Regions from separate parts of the Homo sapiens genome. Here region 1 is linked to region 2. The links are chromatin loops, found by intact Hi-C in ENCODE. Cell type or tissue: PC-3. All regions are shown on one strand. Each heading gives the region's core, and the rest is flanking DNA. Links, peaks and the distances in the headings are about the cores only.

The links. A loop is a pair of places that touch in the nucleus more often than their neighbours do. Peaks named below come from ENCODE experiments on the same cell type or tissue, not always from the same donor. Only the 100,000 strongest peaks of a DNase experiment are listed, where the experiment ranks them.
Region 1: a loop joins it to region 2, with 8 times the contacts of the local background. A loop is called at or near these places in 7 of 110 quality-filtered maps.

Annotation. Positions count from the first base shown.
Region 1 is chr7:121,446,944-121,455,177 of GRCh38, forward strand. LOC124901737 (a long non-coding RNA gene) reads right to left here. Exons shown (of 2, transcript XR_007060496.1): 2 at 4,005-4,250. Among named protein-coding and RNA genes, the nearest start is that of FAM3C, 55 kb to the left of the region's middle. In PC-3, for the core only: no CTCF peak of the experiment used is centred there; no DNase peak of the experiment used is centred there.
Region 2 is chr7:121,541,676-121,549,909 of GRCh38, forward strand. No RefSeq gene overlaps it. Among named protein-coding and RNA genes, the nearest start is that of FAM3C, 150 kb to the left of the region's middle. RefSeq lists an enhancer at 2,628-3,827. In PC-3, for the core only: a CTCF peak has its summit at 6,020 (motif pointing left); DNase peaks (open chromatin) are centred at 3,296 and 6,016; H3K27ac peaks cover 2,845 bases.

The sequences.
Region 1 (8,234 bases), core at 1,926-6,925, 94 kb before region 2:
CAAACTCATCCAATTTTAAGATGTTCTTTTTGGTTATGAAGGAAAACACAATTAGAGATTGTTGTTCAAATTATATGATAGATGACTCTGCAGTACATTATAGTATCAAAAATCTGGGCTTCCTTAGCTTTGGAGGGCTATTATCATAACAGTTGGATGATTCATTTAGGTCAGAAAAATCCCATTTCAGAATATTCTTGAAAAAAAATATAATTAATATAATTCCACTCAGATTTGAGAACATTTGGTTTATTTCTAGCTACAAATAGTTTCCTCTATACCAGAAAATAAATTATTTACTTCTTTTCTCTAGGTTTATGTGTTGCTAGGTTTCATTCGAACTTTATTTCAACCTTAAGAATAAATTGGGAAGAAAAAATATGTTTAGGGTGGGGACTGAAATAAGTAATGTAGAATTCCAAATCAGTTAGAGTAAAAAAATTCAATGGCTTGGGGACAGGATGTGATATAAATAGAAAGACCATGGGAAGATTGCCCAGAAGCCAGAATTTGGGTTCAAATACTAAAATTTTAGAACTGAAAACAACCTTTGAGATTTTAAATGAGGAAGTGAAGGGTCACAAAATATTGTAGATTATAGCTCAAGAATAGAGTGAAATTGTGTATTTTAGTAATAATACCTTCACCAGGCCAATTCTTCCACCCTCAAATCTGGGTAAGTCTCTTCAATATTAATCCTGCTAGTGAGACGGGATTTTAAAGAGACATCTGGAAACATCAGTGTTCCAATTTGGCACCAGAGGGTTGACTCCTCCCAAACATTTCCTCTTGTTCCTGTAACCACTGCCCCACCCACCCCATCTCCATCTCCTTCCCTGCTCTGCCCTCCTCTTTCAAAATAACTTAGTAGAAAGGTTACTTTCTCCAAAAAATTGATTTTTTTTTTGAAGCAAGATTTGAGTCTTCCTTATTGTATTTTAGGAAATAATATAATACTGTGTGTGCCTATTGGTTGCTTAGTAAATATTTGTTAAACAAACAAAACGCCTAAGAGAAGAGACCTGAAATCAATCCAAAAGTAGAAAAAAAGAAAGACAAAACAACCAAATTAAAGCACTTCTCACCCTCACTGGACCAGGGGAAAATTTCGGTTTCAAACATCTACAGACTGGGTGTCTGACTGGACCCAGCAGGATTTGGTCTCCAGACTCACTAAAGCATTGTTACTCTAAGGATTTCCGAGTGCATAATGGGTTTCCCGAGCTGCTTGAGTAAGTGCATCCTAGTTCCTGCAATTATGTTCATGACAACAGCTAGCAGACATTATGTCCTGCTTTGATTCTTTCTTTCTCCTTCATTCTATTTTAATTCTTCTTGATATATTGGCTTGTTCTTAACATAAAAGTCATTTAAACATGATGGATTGACCATGAACATTTATTGCCTTCCTGAAACCACTCTAAAATGATGGTAAACAACAACAACAAAAATACTCGAAGGGCCGGCACAGTGGCTCACACCTGTAATCCCAGCACTTTGGGAGGGCGAGGCTGGTGGATCTCTTAAGGCCAGGAGTTCGAGATTAGCCTGGCCAACATGGCGAAACCCCGCCTCTGCTAAAAATACAAAAATTAGCTGGCCGTGGTGGTGCACGCATGTAATCCCACTACTAGGGAGGCAGAGGCAGGAGAATGGCTTGAATTTGGGAGGCAGAGATTACGGTGAGCCAAGATTGCGCCACAGCACTCCAGCCTGGGAGACAGAGCGAGACTCGTCTCAAAACAACAACAACACAAAAACAAACCAAAAAATCCTCGAAGGACAAACAGGAAAGAGGACATCAGTGGTTGAGAAGTTTGAGTAAATGTTTAGCAGAGGGAAAACATGGAGCAGTGATAACTGAATTAGGGACAGAGGAAGCTGTTTAGGAGGAGAAGATTGCTTATTTGTCCCAAAGAACTGTGGTAGGGCCAAGGACCATTGAAGGAGAGACAGTGTGGTGCTGTAAAGAAGGTGATGAATTGAGAAAACCTGTGTACCAAAGAGTGGCCTTCTTTTCCTTCTTTCCTTCTCTCCTCTTCTCTAGCTCTGTGGCTTAGCAGGTTGCTCACCATCTCTAGCTACTTGCTTCCTGGCAGGAGAGCCAATGCTTTTGCTCTGGATAAATTTAATAAAGTTCCTACAGGATCACTTTGTTGTTGTACTCTGCATGTAATGGCAACCCAACCCAGACCACTAGAACCAGGCTTAAATCTCATATTTCCAAATATGCCACAGAGAGTGATTATCTGCTCCCAACAGTTTGAACAACAACAACAAAAAAGTCCTGGAGTCAAGCCGTATTGGATTGATTTGGGTTACTTGTTACTTCTGAACCAATCACTGTGGCCAGGGAGAATGGATGCTCTGATTAACCAGACCAGGACTGTATAGGATAGGAGAAGGATGGTACCACAAGAAAAATAATCAGATATGTTATAAGGAAAGGAGAAGTGGGTTCTGGGGAAAGAATGACCTTATCTTCTAATATAATTACTCTGAGAATGCAGTAGCTTTGTTGAATAGGGCTCTCATAGTAGCCACATGCCTGACTGTAGGTGGCATGATAGGAGCCAGAAGCAATCCCTAGGCCTACCAGCTGGGACCAGATATGCACATGTTACAAAACATGAGAATGTGTACATAATGAATTATATCTGACTGCTTTCCTCAGAAGGAGTCGTTACTGGAAAATGTTTACGTGGAAACTTTTCTGCTTTCAAATACATCCAGAGAAGATTTCTTAAACTTCTTTGATAGCCTGTTTCAGCGCAGCCATCATTATCAGGAAATTTACTTTTATGCTGTTAATTTAATTTAATTTAATTCTTTTGTCTGCAGCTTTTCAAAGTAGCTGGACATAATCCTCTATATAATATGTATGCTTATGCTTGAAGATAATCTTACAATTTTCTTCCGGGATGGATGACTTCTGTTTTTTTAGCCACAAAATTTTATTTCTCAAACCTTTCATCATCTTTGAGTGTCTCCTCTGAACTGCCTCCAAATTTTCTGCATTTATCTCAAGCTCTAGAGTCCAGCAATGAATATAATAATCTAGGGAGAGCCCCACAACAAAGTGAAGGCAATTGCTTAGGAAAATGGAAAGAATATTTTTGCACAGGACTTCATAGTTTTAAAAGGACTTTCCCAGGCATCACTTTGTCATTTGAGGTAAGTATTGCTTCCTCCTCCTCCTAAACTCTGATGGTTGATGTGGGTCTATCCTGAGTCAGATCCAGTTTGGGGTCAGCTGGAAGTCCAAGGTAGTTCTGAGGTTACAGCACAAGTTCATATTTCTTTATGCTTCCCTGGGACCAGTAACAATTTAAAAAATGGAGTAAACCACAGGGGCTTTCCATGGTTTGGACCAGTGCTGCCCAGTAGAACTTTCTGTGATGACAGAATGTTCTATATCTGCACTAATATGGTAGCTATCAGCCACATGTGACTACTGAGTATTGGAAACAGCTCATGCAACTGAGAAACAGGATTTGTACTTTTATTTAACTTTACATATGGCTAGTGGCATAATCTTTGGACCATCCTTAAGTCTGGGTCTAAGCTTGAATTGGTTTCTGTGATTGAAGCATAAAGCACTTTGGTAGATCATCATATTTTAGTAATAATTTGATGGGTGGGAAGCATCTTAGTGGAATCCCAGTCTCTTCTCATCATATTTCTTATTATACATTTCAGTATTATTTGATTAAAAGCATTTTCCTCAGACATGCTGGCACTATATGACTAACTTATGTGTTCTTTTCCTCAGAAATAGATTAATTGTTACTTAGCTCTTTGCCTAGGACAGTGAATACCTTCTCAAGTGAATTTGTATGGGGACAGCAAGAAAACCTTGGGTTACCCTAGATGGTGACTAAGCAGGTTTTGGCAGAGAAGAAAAGTCTTAAGAGAGGCTGAGTTTTAAATACCCATCTAAGACCAAGGCCAATACTGCTAAGCCATAAGACAGTTTAGCATTTCATCTATGCATGACACACTTATTGGCATTAAAAGGCTATATTAAAGGATATACATAATATGAAACTTAACGAGCTCAGTTCAACTTCTGCCACATATTTGGTCTGCACTTTTTGCTGAGTTTAGTTTTTGAAGCATCTTGGAAGCCAGAGTAGTTATTAGATCAGTGAGGATGTGAGCGAGGAATCAGTCTTCTATTCTTACAGATGTACACTCTGCAGATTTATAGATATCTTTGTCCTTAGGAACATTTACCCACTTATGGGCCTCTGAAAATAAAAAATAAACATAGTTATGTGCTTTATAATGACATTTTCATCAGTGACAGACTACATATACAATGGTGGTTCCATAGGATTATAGAACCATATTTTTACTTACCTTTTCTAATGTTTAGATCTGTTTGGATATGCAAACAGCATTGTATTACAACTGCCTACCATATTGAGTACAGCAACATGCTATACAGGTTTGTAGCCTGGGAGCAATAGCCTGTACCATATAGGGTAGATGTGTAGTAGGCTATACCATCTAGGTTTGTGTAAGTACACTCTATGATGTTTGTACAACCACAAAAGTCACCTAACAACACATTTCTCGGAATGTATTCCCATCGTTAAGTGCTGTATGACTAAATAGTTTTATTTCCTCTTAAAAGTAAGGTAGCTTCATGGTTCATTTATAAATACTTGTCTGCTGACTTTATTGTTGCTTTCTTCCTCTGAGCTCTGCTTTCTTGCACTTCTGCTTTTGTCTTTGTAGTAATCTTAAATTTTCATCATTCCTCCCTCTTTTCAGTTGTAGCTAGAGACCTTGCTTCTAACTGTACTGAGAAAATAGGAGCTCTTAGAAAAGTACTTCTTGTCCCTCTAACATCAAATAGCATAGACTAAACTAACTGCATTCACACCCGGGCTGTCCCTTCCTTTACAGTAGATGAACTGTCCATGCTGTAATATAAGGCCAAGCCCTATGTAGGCACCAGAACTCATTACTACTTGGCTGTGGAAGGGTTTTGCTTCTGAAAATATTATCTCTTTCTCGTGACTCATCCATTGTCCTTCCTCGGTTGAATTTTCCTCATTTTCTATTATATACTTGCTTTAATGTCACTCATTCAAATAACAGCAATTACAGCAAACCTTCTTAATTCCAACATCTCAGCCACTGTTTCATTTCTCCCCTTTATTTTACAGCAAAATTCCAAAAAGGAGTTCTCTATACTCAATAACCCTACCTTCCCACCTCTTATTCTTTCCTATGCATATCTGTATATGATTTATTTGCATGAAAGCATATTATGAAAATTGATGAAATATACATAAAGTCTTTAGGTATATATTTTTATTTGGAAATAATTTCAAACTTATGGAAGAGTTGCAATAGTATTAAAAGCTCACATGTCTTCAATCATTGACATTTTATCATATTTACTGTCTCTCCATGATGCTATTATATTTCATTTATTTTAAACTTTTATAGGTACATAGTATGTGTATATATTTATGGGGTACATGAGGTATTTTGATTCAGGCATACAGTCCTTAATAATCACATCAGGGTAAATGGAGCATCCATCATCTCTTAAGAATTTATCATATTTTTGCATTACAAACATTCCAATTATACTCTTACAGTTATTTTAAAATGCACAGGAAATTATTGTTGACTGTAGTCACCCTGTAATGTTATCACATACTAGATCTTATTCATTCTATCTAACTATATTTTTGTACCCACAAATCATCTTCACTCCCTCACCTGCTGTTACCCTTCCTAGCCTCTGGTAACCACCATGCTACTATCTCCATGAGTTCAAATGTTTTAAATTTTAGCTCCCCAAAATGAGTGAGAACATAAGTTTGTCATTCTGTGTCCGGCTTATTTCACTCAACATAATATTCCTGTTTCGTCCATGTTAGTGCAAATTAAAGGATCTCATTCTTTTTTGTGGCTGAATAGTACTCCATTATGTATATGTACCATATCTTTATTTGTCTGTCGATGGACACTTAGGTTACTTACAAATCTTGGCTATTGTGAATAGTACCGCAATAAACATGGAAGTGCAGATATCTCTTTTATACACTGATTTCCTTTCTTTTGAGTATATACCTAGCAGTGGGATTGTTGGGTCATATGGAAGTTCTGTTTTTAGATTTTTTGAAGAACCTCCATACTGTTCTTTATAGTGATTGTACTAATGTCCATCCCCACCAACAGTGTATGAGAGTTCCCTTTTCTCCACAACCTTGCCAACATTTGTTATTGCCTGTCTTTTGTATAAAAGCCATTTTAAGTGGGATGAGATGATTATCTCGTTGTAGTTTTGAATTGCATCTCTCTGATGATCAATGATGTTGAGCATCTTTTCTTACACCTGATTGCCTTTTGTATGTCTTCTTTGAGGAAAGTCTTTCCAGAACTTTTGCTAATTTAAAAAATCAGATTGTTTGATTTTTGATCAAATTGTTAGATGTTTTCCTATTGGGTGTCTGAGTTACTTATACATTCTGTTTATTAATCCCTTGTCAGATGAAGAGTTTGAAAATATTTTCTCCCATGCTGTAGGTCATCTCTTCACTTTGTTGATTGTTTCCTTTGCTGTGCAGAGGCTTTTAAACTTGTTATAATTACATCTGTCCATTTTTGCTTTATTTGTCTGTGCTTGTAGAGTAGTGACCAAGAAATCATTGCCCAGACCAATGTCCTGGAGAGTTTCTTCAATATTTTCTTTTAGTAGTTTTCATAGTTTTGAGTTCTTAAATTTAAGTGTTTAATCCATTTTAGATTTGATTTTTTGTATATGGTGCGAGATAGAGGTCTAGTTTCATTCTTCTGCATACAGATATCCAGTTTTCCCAGGACCATTTATTGAAGGCACCTTTGTCAAAAATGAGCTAACTGTAGATATATGGTCTTATTTCTGGGTGGTCTATTCTGTTCCATTGGTTTCTGCGTCTATTTTTATGCCAGCACAATGCTGTTTTGGTTACTATCACTCATTGGTATCAGTCGAAGTCAGGTAAAATAATTTTTCCAGTTTTGTTCTTTTTGCTCAGGATGGCTTTGGCTATTCTGGGTCATTCATGGTTCCATATAAATTACAGGATTATTTTTTCAATCTCTGTGAAGAATGTCATTGGGTCTATTTCTCTCTTTAGCTCTAGGAATATTTGCTTTATATATGTGAATGCTCCAGTGTTGGATGCATATATATTTACAATTGTTGTATTCCCTTGTTAAATCTACCCCTTTATCAATATGAAATAACCTTCTTTGTTTCTATGTTTTTTTTCAGTTTCAATTTGCATGGACTATCTTTTTTCATCACTTTATTTTCAGCCTATGTGTGTCTTTATATGTGAAGCATGTTTCTTATAGGGAGAAGATAGTTGGGACTTGCTATTTTATCCATTCAGCTTGATTTTTTTATCCACTTTATGTCTTTTGATTGGAAAGTTTAGTCCATTTACATTCAATGTTATTGGTGATGAGAATTTACTCTTGCCATTTTAAAATTGGTTTTCTGACTTCTCTTCTTTCTTTCCTTCCTGTTTTCCTTTTTGTGAAGGTGATTTTCTCCAGTGGTATGTTTTAATTTCTTGCCTTTTTTTGAGTCTGTTGTAAGTTTTTTGATTTCAGGTTACCACGAGGCTTGCAAATAACATGTTGTAACCCATTATTTAAAACTGATGACAACTTAACACTGATTACAAACAAAACCCAAAACAACTGAACAACTAACACACAGGCAAAGAGAAAACTAATATAAACTCTACAGTTGAACTTCGTTCCCCCAACCAACTTTTAAACTTTTTATTATTTCTATTTATATCTTATTATACTGTCTACATCTTTAGAAGTTGTTGTAGCTATTATTTTTTATTGGTTCATTTTTAGTCTTCCTACTCAAGATATGAGTTTACACACCACAGTTACAGTATTATAATATTCTGTACTTTTCTGTGTACTTGCTGTTTTGTGCCTTTAGATGATTTCTTATTTCTCCTTGCTATCTTTTTCTTTCAGATTGAAAAACCCCTTTAGCATTTCTTATAGGGCAGTCTAGTGTTGATGAAATCCTTCAGCTTTTGTTTTTCTGGGAAAGTCTCTATTTCTCCTTGATGTTTGAAGAATATTTTCACTGGATATACTATTCTAGTATAAGAATTTTTATTTTTTCCTTCAGCACTTTAAGTGTATCATGCCACTCTCTGCTGGCTTACAAGGTTTCTACTGAGAAGTCTGCT
Region 2 (8,234 bases), core at 1,153-6,152:
TGTGTTATTATCAACAAAGAAAGACTGTCTTAGAGCCTTGGGAAAGGACTATACCAGGCACTGTACCTTGGTGTACAGCTTCTGATGGTATTGCATGAACAACTTTGAGGCCATCCCGGTGGACTGAGTCAGTATATCTGGACTTCAGTCCACAAATGAGTCCATGATATGGCTACCCCAGGATTGTGTGGAACAAGAATTCATTGCATAGGGCTAAATCAACTAATGGGTAACACTTGTTGGTTTTGTTTGGAATATTGTTGATGTTTTAATATTCTGTGTTCTGGATGTAAAGAACCCTTTCTCTCTTTTCTGTTAAGCTGTCTATAACTTATAACAATTTAGTAGACTCTGTTTTATAAACAGAAATAAAACTCTTATCTTTTTTCCCTGCTTGTTCCCTCTAGAAATCAGAAACTCTTATTAAATATTCTTATTTTCACAGCAACAGAGTTATATGCATAGGTTCACTAAGAAGAGATTATATTGTATCCCTTGTCATTAACAAGGAAACAACAATGTTTCCAATTATGTCCTGTTATTAATAAGGATAGTCCTTATTATTCACCAACCAAGACCATGCCTGCCATTTCATATTTGATAATGATGCGTATTTAATCAGATATGACCAGGCACTAAAGAAACTTGGATTGACTTGATGGAGCCGATGCTTTTGAAGCCCTCTTAGGAAAACTTGCCCATTACCTGTCTTACAGGGTTTAAAGGGCTTACAGGGCCTACACTGTTCCTTCTTAGCCTTAGAGCTGAGGAAGGAAGGCTACTTCCTGGTAATCCTAAGAATTTCAGAATATTTGAGGGACCTCAAGAAGAAAGGAATTAATCTAAATATATAGGTGAAATCTGATGATGAATTATTGGCTTGGCATACTAGCCTCAAGGGGCATTTAAAAGTTAAAATTGCCCGGGCATAGTGGCTCACGCCTGTAATCCTAGCACTTTGGGAGGTTGAGGTGGCCGGATCACTTGAGGTCAGGAGTTCGACACCAGCTAGACCAACATGGTGAAACCCTGTTTCTCCTGAAAATACAGAAATTAGCTAGGTGTGGTGGCACGTGCCTGTAGTTCCTGCTACTCTGGAGGTTGAGGCATGAGAATTGCTTGAACCCAGGAGGCAGAGGTTGCAGTGAGCTGAGATCATGTGACTGCACACCGGCCTGGGCAACAGAGCAAGACTCTGTCCCAAAAAACAAACAAACAAACAAAACCTAAATAACTACATAAATAAAAGTTGAAATTGAATCAAGAGTTCCTAATGATAACTTCCAGGAAAGCAAACTTAAAAAGATATATATGGTAAATTACCATTCTTACTGTACCTCTGTACATAATCAGGCTAAATCCAGTAAGAATGAAACCACATTATTTTATGATCAAGAATAATCACTTTTTTTCTCTTCTTTCCTTTTCCTCTTTTTTTTTTTTTTTTCTTTGAGATGGAGTCTCACTGTCACTCAGGCTGGAGTGCAGTGGCACGATCTCGGCTCACTGAAAGCTCAGCCTCCTGGGTTCATGACATTCTTCTGCCTCAGCCTCCTGAGTAGCTGGGACTACAGGCGCCCGCCACCACGCCTGACTAATTTTTTTGTATTTTTTTAGTAGAGACGGGGTTTCACCATGTTAGCCAGGATGGTCTTGATCCCCTGACCTCGTGATCCTCCCGCCTTGGCCTCCCAAAGTGCTGGGATTACAGGTGTGAGCCACTGCACCTGGCCCTGTTTTTTTTAAAGACTATCTTTGTTCAGGAAAACTTTGTTTCAGTGGAAAACTATAGCAGATCTTTTTGAGTTATCAGATTTGAAACAATAATTCAATCGTCTTTGAACTATTTGTGCCTCTTTATAAATTGTAGGTAACTGATGGATGTGCTAACTCTGTTTGGTTGAGATTTAATTGGCTTCCTTCCCCACTGTGCAATAACTGGTTTTGTAACCTACTTGTGATTAGACTGGATTTTGTTACCTTGAACAAATTGTCAATTTTTACCATGTTTTCAATTCTTCTCATTTTTTTTTTCAATATCTGGCTATAACCTTTCAAACTAACATTTCCAACTTTTCTCCCTCCCTCTTAACTTGGTCTCACTGAGAACAAAAGTCTGACTATCTAGAGATCCTTATCGAGACTCAAAGTTGCCTTGTAGCTGTTCTTTCACCTCCAGATCTGAAGAAGGACTGGGGGCTAAAACCTGATGACTTGATATATACCCTGAGGGACTTATCACCACAGAAGACCATAATGGACTGAATTTCTCCCTGAGCAAGTTACTGTCTAGGCCACTAAGAAAGCTCACTGAAATGCTCAGGTCATGCATAACCTTACATGAGAAGTAACCAAGACTGGACAACATCACCAAGAACATTAACTTCTTAACTTCAAGAAACTCCATAAGCAGTGCTACATAATCAAAAGGTTTTCATCCACTGACTCTGGAATCCACTGGACCAAACTTTCTCAGGGTTGAACTCTTGGGTCTTTACTTTAATCCAGCTTTATATATATATATTTTTTTTATTTTTCATATAGATGCCTGATCTCTAGGACTCTAAAACAACTGAGCTTTGCCTCTACCTTTCAATAGATGTGTTTATGGGAGGCCATTATTTTGGACTAGTTTCCTGTGTTAGGCCCTAGCAGACAAGACCAAATTATAATGGAGTTACTTGGGCTAAGTGCCACATAATCAAACTGAACTTTCCAACAGGTCAGTTTTCCAAAAAAAACCCCCAGCAGATTCTAGTACCTGAGTCAGCATAATAAGGATGCCTCCTCTGTTTGAACCCTATAAGGAAAGTAACGTTGAAAGGATGAGTCTGTTTTTTATTCTCTCTTTTTGTTTCCTTTGGCTCTTTTCATTCTATAAATCTAACCTCCTCCATTCAGTTCATTTGAACACTCACTCTATTTTATAGAATGAGGTGTTCCCTGATTCTAGAATTGAAAATAAAAGTCAATTATAAATTTAAACTAAATACATTGTAATTTTATTTTTTGATGGGTGATTTAATTAATTTTGAAGACATCATGTCATTAAGAGTCCTCGCAAGCATAGTTCTTTTACCCTGGTTCACCTCACTCAGGAGATTTATGGCCACCTTTGACTTGTGCAACAGTGAATGAAATTTATCTGTCTTGATCAAAAGGGAAAGAGGACTAACAATGTTGAACTTTTCCAGAGCCTCATGCTTTCAGAAAATAGTTGTGGTTAAGAAATCTCACCAACTTTTTGTTTTCAGAAATGCCTCACCGTTTTGTGTTCTGAAAAACAGCTTAAGGAAATGAATCACCCTTCTCCATGTGACTCACATAGCACTCACTGTCCATTCTTTCTTGTGACCCCCATCAGGCTTGTAAATGGCTTTCTTGTTTACCTGTGACAAGGCCAAACACACACTTTTCACCTTTGTTTGAACCTGCTGACAAAGCCAGGTATAAATTCCCCCTTCCCTTTGCCTCTACCCAATGTCCCATTATTCCTTTTTTTTTTTTTTTTTTGGAGATGGAGTCTCACTCTGTCATTCAGGCTGGAGTGCAGTGGCATAATCTCAGCTCACTGCAACCTCTGCCTCCCAGGTCCAAGCAATTCTCCTGCCTCAGCCTCCCTAGTAGCTGAGATTACAGGTGCACCCCACCACACCCAGCTAATTTTTGTAGTTTTAGTAGAGATGGGGTTTCACCATGTTGGCCAGGCTGGTCTTGAACTTCTGGACTCAAGTGACCTGCCCACCTCAGCCTCCCAAAGTGCTGGGATTACAAATTACAAACGTCTATTCTTTATCTCATGAATGATTAGCTAAGGTTACAACTGTTTGTTTTTGAACTAGCAAGACACAGAAATAAACATTTTCTGCCCACTTAAATAACAGAGACCTCTTCTGATTGCAAAACAATACAGCTGGGAATCCCCACACCTGCAATTTGTCTACTCTTTCCTGTAAATGCCTTAAGGCAAATCCACTCTGCAGAGACACTGTAATTTTCTGATCTGTGGGACTCTCCCTATGGCACTAGCTGGAATAATATCACCTTCTCAATTGTCTCATGCATTTTGTCTTCAACAGTACTGAGAATAATTCCCTGGGCGGCATCAGTGATTGGGTGCTAGTGAGAGTTGCATTCCCTTTTCTTTCTACTTTCCAGACAAGTAAAAGAAACAAAGCAATAAAGAACCATCAAACAAGACTTTGACAGATAATAATATATTCTGTGGATAATTTCTACTTCAGAGATAGGCAATTACACATTTTTAAAAGCAATTTTTACTGCTCAGTTACAGCAAGTTTGCCTATTTACAAAATAAATGCTGTTTTATTATTTTTAAACATGTCTTACTTACTGCATGCCTCTCCATTTTTAAGAAAACCCCAGTTACTCTGACTGAGCAGGAGAGTTTAGGAAAGGAAGGAAATCATATTGGCTGATCTTCCAATAAGTGACAGACTTGGGCTAGACATTTACATTTATTTGATCCTTTCAGCAACCTGGTGAGGTAGGCATTATCTCCATTTTAGAGATAAGGAACTGAGGCTTGGTGGTGTTAATATCTCACTCAGCATCACACACCTAGTAACTGATAGAGTTTTATGCTTTCCTAACATCTTACATGCCTTCAGTGATGATAATTCTTCAGAAATTAGTAAACATTCTGTGAATTTTTAATATTCTGTGAATTTTAGAACTCATTAAGACAAACACACATCTATGCCTTGTACTCGTATAAAACCTATTGAATGTTACAAATTATGTCTTATCGTTCCAAAATTTCAGATTTTTTTTCCCAGAAATCAAACTCAATGCTGTTTGGAAAATTTTTGCATAAACCAGCATTCAGATTAAGCAAAATAGAGAGATAAATGAAGAGTTGAATCAAAACAAAGTTGAAAACCAAAATAAAATTTTAATTATTTGGTACATTTAATCAGGAAGGATCTTCTTACAAGGCAGTTCTGTGCAAAACATCAATGAGTGCTAATAAATAAGGACATATGTGTGTCCCAAAAGATTTGTCTTCAAGGTATTGTGAAAAAAGTTCCTGGAGCCACCTATGAGAGAGAGTGCATCTGGTCTAATTGCAAACTTCAAGCAATTGTTAAACTTCTTATTGCCTTCTTGAACACCTCTCTGGACTCACCTGTGTAGGTCTGTCTCTGTCCTCCTCCGGGCTGTCTGTGAGTTTCAGTTCTACCCTTCTACCCATACTAAGGGAGAGTCCACTCCAGCCTTGTGGACGTCTAGTTGCATATTCACTTTATCCATAACCTTGACATCTTCGTGAAATAATAAGTGGGTAGGGAAAAAAATTTCTCCTATACACTAGTGGAAATTGTATACTAAAAAATTTCAGCTATTTAACAGAGGGCCAGGAGTTTGGAAATTAGAAGCTGTTTCCCAACATCAGCAAAATAAAGGATTCCACTTTATTTATTTGAAGCCACAATTATCCAACCCACTTCAACGGTTGCTTCATATAATGAGTCTTAGAGTCAGAAAAACTATAATTTAATGACCCCTGATTATGTAGGCTGAAAACTTGGATTCAATGTGGTAATTAGATAAGGCATGTTTGTTTATCTGACATTAGATAAGGCATTTTACCTTCCATCAGCCACAATTTCTAATTTTCCTGCAGATGTTTACACATGTTTTGGGGAAAAAGCTTTTATGGTACTACAGATGCAGCCATTGCAGCTTGGCAGAATGCTACAGGAGCAGAATAATCATCAGAGATGTTCCTAAGCAAAGAAGGAAAACCAGTTCTGAAAAAATGGCAATGATTAAATAAGGTAAAAAGTACACTATTTCCAATGGAATTATGTGATTTTTAAAAAAACTTTGAGAGATGTGAATTTGTCTATGTATAAATAGGTAGACAAAATTGTTCACAAGTAATTTTAAATATTTTTTTCTTTCAGAAATGAAATATTCTTCAATTTAAGGAAATTCTGACGTTTCAGTACGCTAGTGTGTGATGTTCAGCTATTATAGATGCTCCTAGCGCCATCTGGTGAGATATACAAGCAATAGCATCAATATTTGACTCATGCTTTGTAAACCCAGGAGACACTTACTCTGCAGAAAATAGGCAGTAGAACAACCTCCACTTATTACACTATGAAGTTTGTCCTCAGATACTAAGAAAAATCACTGTGTAACCTTGATGTGCATGTAACATCATTTTAATAATGCAGATATGGATCTCACTGAACATTTTAATTGTACCTTTATCCTTGAAATGTTTATCAACCTCTGGTGCCATTTTCTCTTCAAATAAATTTTGCATACATTTCCAACTGAAGTTAATGGAAAGTTAGAATATACATTTGAGATTACAAGTTAACCTAAAATTCATGTTGTAACATGCAAATTAGAAGAAAAATCATTTTGCTTAATTCTTTAGGACTATTTGACATTTCAATTGGAGGTGCAGTAATTTCTTATCGAAAACAAAAGAATAGATGTTTTCTTTTGGAAAACAGACTTGATATGTGTACATGATATTTCTATTAGAGGAAAAGAATATTGAAGAAGAGGATGAAGTTGGCTTTGAATAAGTTGAAAAACATCAGGGTTAGAGGTGCTGAATGTAAAAACATTTAGTGTTTTGACTTCTAATATCACAGACACCTTTTCTCCAAGAGTTACTGGTATAAAATATGTAAATTTACCTCAGACAAAAATATACAGAAGTGTAAAATGCCTTCAATTCCTCCTTACATAAGCTCTATCTGTTGTAAACCAAGTTCAGCATATGTGTAATCAAGAGCTTCTGGAACAGCAGGGAATCACCTGAGCATTGGGAATCTTCAATTTGTTCCATCTCTCAGACAGGTTGCTGAGTGCAGTGCCATCTTATGCATGTAGGCATTTGTTGGTGGTTTGCTGTTTTAGCACAAATGACAGTATAGATACGATTTGCATAGCAAGCTTAAATAGTTAATGATCAAGAAATATGACAAGACTTTATCTGATAAACATTTACTCTTATTTTTCTGACAGAGTAATGTTGATAAACACCAAAAAGCTCTTTCCACAAATACCACAGTAGAATTCACAATCAGAACCAACTACAAAATTTGCAGTGGTGTGCTCAATGCACCATGAAAATGCAAGCCCCTTTGTTCAAAAATTTTAAGGAATTTCAAGATGGCAACAAAAGAATCTTAAATCAAATGCAGGGCCCTTCTGAGCACAGTGGCCCCATATGACTGCACAGGTGGCACAGCCATGAACTCATTGACGTAGGCCAATATTTTATTTTGCACTTGTGGAAAGGTAAACTGAGGCACATTAAAGCATTAAAAACTCTATTAAAGACTTTATTTGAGCATTTAGTGATCCATGGATCTGGGTACTTCCAGACTGCAAGTGGTTTGGGGACTCCAATAAAGGCAAAGGTACTTTTATAAGGTGAATGAGGGAGCAAGGCAAAGGAAACATTTGGGGAGAGGTAGCCTCGCTCAACTCATTCCCCTGGAAAGTCCTAGCTAGAGGTTAGTTGGTGATTTCTGGGTTAGTTAAAGTTTTATTTTACCGTTTATACTGAATTGGGTTTGAGTTTGCTTACACAGGAACCCAAGGTGCTAGAATCACCTCAGCCCAATGACCTCCTAATTAAATTTTTTTAAACACTCTTATGGCCGGGTGCAGTGGCTCATGCCTGTAATTCCAACACTTTGGGAGGTCGCCTGAGGTCAGGAGATTGAGACCAGCCTGACCAACATGGCAAAACCCCGTCTCTACTAAAAATACAAAAACTGGCTGGGCATGGTGTCAGGTGCCTGTAATCCCAGCTACTTGGGAGGTTGAGACAGGAGAATCACTTGAACCTGGGAGGTAGAGGTTGCAGTGAGCTGAGATGGTGCCACTGCACTCCAGCCTGGGTGACAGAGTGAGACTCCATCTCAAAAACAAACAAACAAACAAACAAACAAACAAACACACTCTTATTTAGTGTTTATTGAGCAAAGCCATTACATGTATGTATATTATCAGTTATAAATATTACCTCAATATATAAAGATTAAAACAGATCTCTGCTACAATTTCTGATTACCTCATTAAAAAAAAAGGATGAACAAATTGGTAGGCTCAGCCTTTTCACAGCTTCCTGAAATCATACTCATATGCAGTGGATACTACTGGGTGCATAGAGGCAAATTCACTGTTGCGGGTAATGAAGCTAAAAGTTTGGAGCCAGAACAAGGCTCTGGGAAGTG